Linked DNA regions of Homo sapiens: region 1 is linked to region 2. The links are chromatin loops, found by intact Hi-C in ENCODE. Cell type or tissue: A673. All regions are shown on one strand. Links, peaks and the distances in the headings refer to the core of each region. The heading gives the core; the rest is flanking DNA. Region 1 has its middle 94 kb from the start of EXOC2. Region 2 overlaps EXOC2 (exocyst complex component 2).

Region 1 (5,383 bases), core at 235-5,234, 190 kb after region 2:
GTGGAGTTTGAATGCAAAAGGCTATAGCCTCTGGGGATGGGGGGGTACCCCAAGGTGTCACCCAACAACCCCTTGCTCCAGCTGCCTGAAGCTTCTGGATTCTCCCTGTCATTTCCCAGACTTGACTTTTAACCAGAAGACAGTGGGCACTAGAGGAAGGCACAGGCCAGGTCTCTCCTGGAGAATGCTATGGGGGTTTCTAAATGCACGATGTCATCATTTTCTGGAGTGGATAGAACCTGCTGTGCTAAGCTCGCCCCATCCCACCCTCCAGCCAGGTGGCGTGCGCATCTCCAGTTCACACAGACAGGTCTTACTGCAGGTAAGACCACCCTCATCCTGGGCCTCTCCACTTCCCTTAGCAACAGGAGTTAACATGGAGTCAGACATATTCAGGTGTTTCAGGGCTTAAGGTGGAGTCCTGACAACCTGGATGCTGTAGCTAAAACCTCCCCTCACTACTTCCGGAACAAAAAGGTGGCCGGGCTCTGAGTACCATCCCTCTGTTGACAGCTTCCCATGGCCCAAGTCCTATCCTGATGCTTGCCAGAGACCCCTAGGCTCTGCATCCTGGCTCACCTCCATCTCCACAAGAAGCCCAGGGCTTCAGGGTCACCACCCCCATTCCCACGTGGCTTTCCCCTTCTCTGTTCTGCTTCCGAAAGCACAGGTGGATCTGCCGCAGCACGGAGGAAGCTTAGGCTACGGGCCCCTCGTGTTCACGTGTGCCTGCCAAGGCCAGGCCTTTTCTCTTCCAGGGCACAAAAAAGGAAGCAGCTGTGTGGGTGCTGGAGGCTGCTGAGCCTCTCAACAGCATGAAGTCTGCGCTCCACCATGACAGTTCATCCTTCGCACACCCTCAGCTCCCCTCCCCTGCTCTTGTCATCAAAATCACTTGGCTTAGGCCAACTCCAGCCTAATGTGTACCATCTAGCTGAAGATAGCTGGAGGACACTCAGCTAGTGGACCGGTCTTGCTTAGATGTATGACTGCTGCTCTCCAGCGGACCCCAGACAGCCTCATCCACCCCACTCCCTTAGCTCCACCCAAACTTTGCTCCAAGGTCACCTTGTCAGCGAGGCCTTTCTTGATGGCCTTCCTGAAAATGCAGACCTCCCATCCTGGACGTTCTCACCTTCTTACCGCCTTGCCTTTTTTCCCTGTGTTCAACATTTACATCCTTTTTTCTTGTACTTATTCATTTTATTTCCCCCACTGAAATGTAGGCCATAGTTTGTTTAATAGTTTGCTCAGTGCCTGGAAAGGTGCCTGCTACGTATTAGGTGCTCAAACAAAGGATTTTGGAGAAAATGGATGAATGACAGAATTGTGCTAAAATAAAGAGACCACCAGAGATGAAATGGTAAGCAAAGGCCCTGCAGTGCACCCTCCCGTTCAGACAGACAGAGGGACAAGAGTTGGCCTCGGATGCAGGCAGGGAGCCACTGGGCCACCTGAGTGGCAGATGACTGCAGGAGCCCCAGGACTTCAGGGAGGCAGGGTGTCCTCTAGACACGGGAGGGAGGTGCTGAAGCCGTGTTGGGGAGGCGGGTGGGGTGTCATGTAGACATGGGAAGGGAGGTGCTGAAGCCGTGTTGGGGAGGCGGGTGGGGTGTCCTCTAGACACGGGGAGGGAGGTGCTGAAGCCGTGTTGGGGAGGCGGGTGGGGTGTCATCTAGACATGGGGAGGGAGGTGCTGAAGCCGTGTTAGGCCACAAGGGCAGCGATGTATTGCGAATGACATTTCAGCCTCTCTGACTATTGAGATTCTTCTCTCTCTTGCTTTCCTACATCTACTACATCTGATAGAACAAAAGATGCATTATTTTTCCCAGAAAGAACTATAACAGAGAATGACTCTGCATCCGGGGCCTGTGTGATGGGTGGAATGTTAACAATGGAAGGCTGGTTGGGCGCAGTGGCTCATGCCTGTAATCCCAGCACTTTGGGAGGCCGAGGCGGGCGGATCACGAGGTCAGGAGATCGAGACCATCCTGACTAACACGGTGAAACCCCGTCTCTACTAAAAATACAAAAAATTATCCGGGCATGGTGGCGGGCGCCTGTGGTCCCAGCTGCTCGGGAGGCTGAGGCAGGAGAATGGCGTGAACCCGGGAGACGGAGGTTGCAGTGAGCCGAGATCGCGCCACAGCACTCCCACCTGGGCGACAGAGCGAGACTCCGTCTCAAAAAAAAAAAAAAAAAAAAGAATGGAAGGCAGTAAAGAATGGACTGACTTAAAGGCAGATGGAATTTCACATCCTCCCACTGTTGGTTGCTACTTAACGGCACACATAACTCGCATCAGAATAGGTTTTTGAATGATTTCCTTTGTTAATGCTAAGCAACACTTTATGCACGGTGTGATGAGGAAGACACTTAACAAGGTCAAGGAAATGCTGGTAGAAAAGACCACACATCGGGTACAGTGTACATTGCTTGAGTGACGAGTGCACCAAAATCTCGGAAATTACCGCTAAAGAACTTATCCATGTAACAACAAACCACCCTTTTCCCAAGAACTATTGAAACAATCATAATAATAGTAAGGCAGGTCCCCAGGTCTACCATTGGCAAGAGCGGATTATGGGCGCAGCCATACTGCTGCCTTCTAGCGGTGGAGTGAAGTATCACACACAATTTAACAAAGATGGGGCCTCACATTTGTTGTGGCTTTTTGTTTATTTTTTTTTTTTTTGAAAAAGAGCAGAGCACATGTTGATAGGTAGAACATTTTATTTTAAAGTTTATTGTTAACATAACCTGTGGCTCAAAATCAGTGGAGATATTGGTATTATATTAGGCAGATGCCCCCTGTTAATGGATTCGGTAAAGGAAATCAGCAACCGGGCTGCTGAGTGGAATTGTGTCCCCGCCCACCTGAATACATAATAAAGATTCTAGAAATCAAAAAGAGAAGCAAAGTGCTGGGAGCTATAATCAAACAAGACAAAGAATCTTCGTGGCCACAACCACAACATTCTACACATGTGAATATGAGATAAGAGAAACCTGGAGAATTTAGTAACTGTTGAAATGAAAACGTACTGGAAACAATTGGTAGCAATTTACAGATGGAGCCACCCTTTTGTTGCTACAGATTAGTAAGGAGAATTGAGCTATACTGAGCACAAAATATACCAGGTACATAGTAAGCTAAAATTATCAACTTTAACAACAAAAATATATGATGCTAGGACCTGCATTTTGGCCTTTCACAGATAGTAAACATGGCCAAAGTTCTTTTGCTACTTACTTACATCCTAAAAGCAAGAAAATAAAAAAAGTGAACTCCGAGAGACCCCAGTCTGTGCAGTTAAAAACTGCGGGGCATGAGGACGCACGCTGCAGAGGTGTGTTAGTGTGTTGTTCTGATTTATTGAAAGACCATCATTTCTAATTATGAGAAGAAATATTGTACCAGAAAAGAACCTCAAATGAAACGTATGCTCATGCTCATGTGAAATGGGGGGAGGATGAGGATGGAGTGAAATATTTAACAGGTAAAGAGAGGCCCAGGCAACCTGTTGTGTTTTCTAAGACCTCAGCTCTGGTAGTCTGTGCCAAGTGTGTGGCGGATACACGGTAATTCAGGACAAGCTGAAGCCAGTTGTAGGCATCAGATGTGATTCTCTAAATGCGATTTAAGGGACTCAGGAAGGAGTGAACAGGTGGGTGCGAGCCTGGGCTTGTGGGGTGCCCCCCACAGGAAAAAGGAAGTGGCCGTCTTTGTCAGGCATGTGGGTGAGCGGTTACGACGTCATGGAATGCTGAAGATCTAGAGGTAGTGGTGAAATCCCTTCAACATGTGGAATTAGCAATGTCCCCAGCTCTATGGAGAAAGATTTATTGTGAGAAGGTAGTGATGGCTAAGGATACAATCAGGAGAAGCCCATGATGATGAAAGGGAGTCATCTGGAGTCTCACAGCAAGAGTGGATTTCCAGGAGGGTGGGTCCCCTGCTTTTGAAGAGGACTGTTTTCCATTCTTTTGGCATAAAGATAGAAATTTTTATAACTTTAAAAAACACACTTATTCTGCATATTATATATGTAGCTGTGATCGTAATTGAAATACCAGTTTCTGTTGGAATACAGGATTTTTTATTCTCTTTCCCCATTTGTATTAATTTTAGGGTTGCATTTGCTTTCAATCATGCAGAAGCATGACATTATACTTCCTTCAAAACTGTTTTTTTTTTTTTGCTGTTTTTTGTAAATATATATATATTTTTGCTTTACATATACTGAATCCTGTCCAGGAATTTGTTCATTCACAATTTTATTTTGGTGCTCATTTGTAAAAGTTTTACTGCTATATTTGCCTTTCATGTTTCACACTCAAAGAGTCAAAGTTATTTTATAATATGGCTTTTTAGTTCCCAGTATTTGCTAGATATGATGGTGTTATTTGCTCTCGCAGTGTCAGTGCCTAGCATTAGACCTAATTTTCCAGCAAACGTGCTCTATTTTGTTACTCGGTACATGCCAATATGAACCACTATACTTTTTCTTTAGCTTTGTGATTTGACATTTTCCTTTTAGAGTTAATAAATTATATCGCATGTGCACAACTTTAAAATCACTTTCAATGCAGGTTGAATGTTTTCAAAAAACTTTCTTGTACAATTGAAGGGCATTTGAATATGTCTGCACATTTTGTATAAAAGTTAATATGATGATTATAACAAATAATTGTTAAACTATGAGTATTGATTTCCCTGCAACCTGAAATTATCTAACTAGTGCAAACATAAATCAATTGAATTATATTTATCTCAATGTGACGTTATCTTGATGTAGTTGGTTTGGCAATAATGAGATTGACAATGGAGAATTTGAGGGATTACAGACATTTTGTAGCCATTATGGCTGATATGAAAAACCAAAATATTAATTTATGAACACTACCTTGGGATTTCTGAATTCTTCCTTCTTTTTTCCAGGGAAATATTCACTTTATTGACAAATTTAGATATGGAGAAAATAAAACACTTAGCTGATTTCAAATTTTCTAAGATTGTTAAGTTGCTCGGGAAATCTTAAATTTCTTGTTTTAATATTGTGTGTTTGAGATCTCTCACTGGCCGGGTGTGGTGGCTCATGCCTGTAATCCCAGCACTTTGGGAGGCCAAGGTGGGCAGATCGCTTGAGCTCAAGAGTTTGAGACCAGCCTGGGCAACATGGCAAAACCCCATCTCTACAAAAAGTACCAAAAATTAGCCAGGCGTGGTGATGCGCACTTGTGGTCTCAGCTGCTTGGAAAGCTGAGGTGGGAGGATTGCTTGAGACTGGGAGGCGGAGGTTGCAGTGAGCTGAGATCACACCTGGGTGACAGAGTGAGACCCTGCCTGTATGACTATTGCTGTCTTTTCTATTGGAAA
Region 2 (5,383 bases), core at 217-5,216:
GGCGGAGCTTGCAGTGAGCTGAGATCGAGCCACTGCACTCCAGCCTGGGCGACAAAGCGAGACTCTGTCTGGAAAAAAAAAAAAAAAATCCCCAGTGGACTCTGATGGGCCCTTAAGGTTGAGAGCTCTGCCGAACAGAGTAGACTCAAAAATTATTGGTTGAATCAACAGAGAAATAAATATGTAAGGCTTTCTAAATATTCCCAAAGACTGCAGACTGTGTGTAACATTTGCTGTCATTTTCACTTGCTAAAAATATAAAATAATTAATGACATTAATGGGGATGTTGACATGGCTTCAGCAGAGATACCTGGGTTTTCTTAAATACCAAGCATAGAAAAAAATGGCATCAGAGCTGGAAAGTACTCAAATCCAAGCCAACTAATTCATGACAAAACTATGCTAGAAAGAAACAACGGCGACCTCTCCATTGTACTTCCTTCTCTACCAAGACTGCTCTCCTGTTACAGCTCCTGATCCTCCCAGGGACCTGATGAGGGCCATTACTCCTTTTCATGTCATCCAGTTAGGGGCTCAGGTCTCAGGCCCTGCATTTGCCAGAGTCACCACCAACAGCGTAAGAGCAATCCTAAGGACATTTCTCTTTCATCTTCTGCTTCATCTTGGAGATTTTGCTGACCACTCCCTTCTGTTTTCCTCCCGCCATGACCACCCCTTCTTCGTTTCCTTTGAAGGCTTCTCTTCTTCTACCAGCCCCTAAAACATCACTTGTCAGGACTCTTTCCTGAGTTTGCTTCTTTTTTCGTCTTCTTGGGTAAATGCACGAGTTCCAAGGGACCACCTGTATGCCCACCAAGCTCAAATTTCTCAGTCTCTAGATCCAACTACTTCCATCTCTACTTACATGTCAGACAACCCCAAGTCAAGCTGTCCAAACAAAGAGGCGGAATCACTTTTCTCCCCTATGTTCCCTAACTCAGTGGCACCATCACCCTAACTAGCTGCCAGTCAGCCATCTGGAAATCACTGCTCATCCCTTCCTCCTCTTCATTTGTCCATCATCCAGCCCTATCAGTTCTATTCCTGAACGGCCCTGGAGTCCATGCTCTTCTTCACATTCCCACCACCTCCACATCAGGTGGGGTGCCTGTCTCCTCACCAGCTTCACTGCTCTGGGCTTGCTCCCTCTCATCCACCCACTATGGGCGGCCAGAGTCGTCATCTTTTCAAAAGTAAGTCTGAGCTTGTCTTCCCCCAATCCATTGACCCCAGCTTAAAATCCGTCAGCGACTCCCCATCGCACTCTGGGTGAAGTCCAAACCTGTCACAGCAGCCAAGAAAGTTCGTCTCTTCACTCCACCTCCACGATCTAAGCTCCAACCACACAGGATTCAGAGGCCTTCTTGTGCTTGTAACCTGTGCACATTCTCCCTTCCTGGAAGTCTTAAATGCTTTCCTTCTCTATTTCAACTGTCAAGTACAGATACCCTTCTGATCTCAAAAGAGATGTCACTCCCTTCAGCTCTCAGAATGTCACTCCCCTGACCTCAAAACCCTGGATCAGAGGCTACTCCTAAGCACTCCAATGTCACTCAGAACTTCCCCAGTCATATGAAACAGCACACAATATTCTAACAGCTGGCTGGTTATCTGTCTACCCTACTATTTTGTGAGCTTGCATGAGCTAGGCCCTTGTCTGTTGTCCTGACTACTGTGACTTTGGCACCCAACAGTGTCTGCAGCATAGCAGGCATTCAATATACTCAATATTCTCCAAATGATAGTATACAAACAAAAGCCAATACACCTGCACACAAATAGACCTTTGACTTCTCTCCCCCAGCTTCCCTCAGGGCCTCCACACAGGTGGTCCCTTTCTCAAGCTGAGATGGCTAGTAAGCTACCTTTTATCCTTCCAGTTCTAATACGGAGGCTTCTCTGAGACATTCCCACACCAGCCATCTAAAGCATTCTCCTCAGTTACTCCCTTTTGGAACATCTTGATTTTCTTTTTTTCTTTCATCACATGTCCCAGCATTTTATTTGGTTAGTTACATGTTTAGTGGCTTTTCCTTCCTCTAGCGGTAACTCTGGGAGGCAGCAGCTATGTCTTACTAGCGATGGGTGCAGTGCCTGGCACAGAGCAGGACTCAACATACACCTGACGAGACGATGTGCAGACTGATAGTTACCAAAGACCAATGTCACCTCCTCGGCATCACGCTGCCTGCCCCGAAACGTCAACGCTGTCCACCAATCGCAAAAACAGACATGATAAAAGAGTTGTCCCTTTTCATTAGTACAATGCTAACCAGTGGCCAAAAAAACCACAAAACAAGCAAAAGACAATAATAAGAGATACCAAGTAAATTAGGTAGTCAGTGCCTTCATCATTAAACATTCCCAGAATGCATCAAAATGACATGAAGGAATCACACAACACATTGGAAGAGAAATCCTTGCCTTTCAGATCTTTCACGTAGCCCTCTTTGCAACTGTGCATGAGCTGAAGGATCCACTTGTGTTGGGCTCCAATGCATTGCCAAGCAGGGTCACCAGACGCATGAAGGTCAGACAGGTACCTGAAAAAGCAAGTCCAAGGTTGAGGCCAAAGGGAAATGCTGGCATATTTTAAAATCATTACTTTTTAAAGGCTAAAATTTTATCAATTAGTCTTGTGCCCTGTCAAATATTAGTCTTTAATATTTAATTCTCAATGAAATATATTCAAATTTCTTGGCTAGGTGAGATGGCTCCTGCCTGTAATCCCAGCACTTTGGGAGGCTGAGGTGGATGGATCACCTGAGGTCAGCAGTTCAAGACCAGCCTGGCCAACGTGCTGAAACCCCGTCGCTACTAAAAAAAAATACAAAAATTAGCCAAGTGTGTTGGTGCAAGCCTGTAATCTCAGCTACTCGGGCGGCTGAGGCAGGAGAATCGCTTGAACCCGAGAGGCAGAGGTTGCAATGAGCTGAGATCTCACCACTGTACTGCAGCCTGGGCGACAGAGTGAGACGCCATCTCCAAACAAACAAACAAGCAAACAAAAAATAAAAAAATAAACAGCAGAGCTTTAAAATTTTTTCATATAAATGATAAAACTATTAAAAACAGCTCTTTGTAAAAAGATAAGGACAATTTGCAGTGATCCTATCTACCTGATGAGCATTTTTCTTTATATTTATATTTAGTTCACAGGAGTTTTTCTACTTAGTTCAGAGTCATTATATTAGACACAGGTGGGAGCCAGCAGATACTGGGCAAATACTTTTAAAATTTCAGATGTTTTTTAATTCCTTTCTGATATGAAATATGGCCACGAGATGGCAGTATGGCACCGCTTTCTAAAACTAGCTAAATGAGGGCTAACCGAACTGTGAAGAGATTTGGTGACAACACTCACCTCTAAAGTCCACACTCACGACTGAGAAAATATTTCTCTAGGAAATATAGTATAGTTCGGTGTTTTTCTTAGTTTCTAAATATTCTTAAAATATATCAAGTCTTTGTCTATAAAACACCCAAATCCATAGAGACCATTTACTTCCATAGAAAAATTTCTGTCAAATATTATTTAAGATTTGGCCCTCAGCCCTCACAAAATATATAAATATAGCAAGCTAAATCCAATTAAATCAACTCCAAAAGCATGTCCAAATGAATTTATTGTCTTAAAACTGTTGTTAAGCCATATGCCATTCTTTGTCTCTGGGTTAGAGGTTTTTGTTCAGTGGTAAATCATCATCAATGGCTCCAGGCTGACCTTGGGCCAGACCTCAATCCCTCAGGGGTGCACCCATGCTTCCAGCCCATTCTTCCAGTAGTGAGTGTGTGTTACTCAGGTATCTCAATCAGCAGCCAATCAGAGGAGAAACAAATCCACTTTGTAATATGTTAGCAACAAATAAAATGCTGAGAACACTGACATTCCCAGCTGATGGGGAGGGACTGGGTGCTGTGGGGAGCCGGATATCCAGGCATCTGCAGACGGGCCACACTCAGGCTGCCCAGAGGTGGCTGAGAGCTGCCATCTCCTCCCCCTTGTGACCACCTACAGGTTGCAAACAGGATGTGTCTCTGTGCTGAGAAAGTGGCAGGTCAATTAGAAGGAAGAGCTTTACTCAGATTAAGAAGTCACCAGCACTCCTCCTCATAAATGAGAATAGTATCCTGAGAAGAAAACTACAATCTAACAAGTTACATTTAGCTTGGCACAGGGGATTCATTTCAGATTCCAAAATGCAGTCTGATTCTTTCTCTCACACAAGGCTTTCTTCTTTTATTACCTGAACGATAAATATAACAAATAGTACACTGTGTCTTTCTTCCCAAAGAACGTGATTCTATGCTTTCTTGCTGGGGATGATGCATTTCAGCGTTCTCCCTAAATAGGCTTGTTTTGCCTCCCAACACCTCTGCAACGCTTTCTCCTAACACTTTCACTCACGTAGCCCTCAGATTTGGTGTTAGTAGTAAAATAAAGAGATACTCTTTTAGGGACGGTGTTCCTTTTAATGTTTAAATTACTGAATAGGAGTGTAGACAGTTCCGTACAAGGGTTCTTTCTCCAGGAGTACAGCAAGAGGAATCAATAAGCTTTGCTTAGTGGCTTTTTACATTATACGTCTCTTTAAAATGTTGACTGTGTCCTTGCAAAACCTAATAACAAAAGACTTTTTCTATCATCTTATTAACGGGTATTAAAGTAAAGGAGTTTATAAAAGTTTTACAAAGCAAGATAAAGTTGTTCTTTTAGAAATTCTAGACTCAGTTCAAAAGCATGACAACTTGTGCTGGGCTCTTCAAATAAGTTTCTTGTTTCCTTTCAGTATGCAGCTAAAAATAAGTAGTTACATTTCAAAACTCTGTTTAGAATGATACATGTTATCGCCATTTCTTTTAAAACTGCATATTAAGAACACTTTAAAAAGGCTTTTTAGATTCAAAAGCAATGTAAAGAATGTTAATTATGATTAACACAGGCTCAGTATTTTAAAATTTAAGAATAAAGGAAGTTTTTAGTCATATTCTGACATGATCTTCTCACAGCTACCAGGGATAAGATCACACTGCTGTGGAAAGGAATATGCAGAGCTTTGCTTCCTGCCAACATCAAGATAGAAATAAGGAGAGGGAGAAGAATAGGGAAGGTTTAAATTAGATAAAATAGTGAATGATATTAGAAAAAATTGTGAACAGTAAGACAATATAGTGGTAATCTGATTTTCCCCTCTACTATGCATAATCTGGATTATGTAAGAAAACTAATACATTTTTGTTCATGATAAAGCTATCTCTATTCCTACTTGATGCTCATAAATTTCAAAGTCCAACAGGTATTTGACCTGGTTCTGATCTTATTTTTCTATTTCTTAGCGACTAAAAATTTCATTTAAAAAGGTAACAATTGCTCAGTATTTT

Evidence for each region. Hi-C counts contacts between places; a loop is a spot of excess contacts. Peaks named below come from ENCODE experiments on the same cell type or tissue, not always from the same donor. Only the 100,000 strongest peaks of a DNase experiment are listed, where the experiment ranks them.
Region 1: it touches region 2 in a loop (7-fold over the local background); 65 of 110 quality-filtered maps call a loop at or near these places.

Annotation. Positions count from the first base shown.
Region 1 is chr6:784,540-789,922 of GRCh38, forward strand. No RefSeq gene overlaps it. Among named protein-coding and RNA genes, the nearest start is that of EXOC2, 94 kb to the left of the region's middle. In A673, for the core only: CTCF peaks have their summits at 2,614 (motif pointing left) and 2,817; no DNase peak of the experiment used is centred there.
Region 2 is chr6:590,044-595,426 of GRCh38, forward strand. It overlaps EXOC2 (exocyst complex component 2), which reads right to left. Exons shown (of 28, transcript NM_018303.6): 11 at 2,426-2,544. Among named protein-coding and RNA genes, the nearest start is that of HUS1B, 64 kb to the right of the region's middle. In A673, for the core only: a CTCF peak has its summit at 3,281 (motif pointing right); a DNase peak (open chromatin) is centred at 3,318.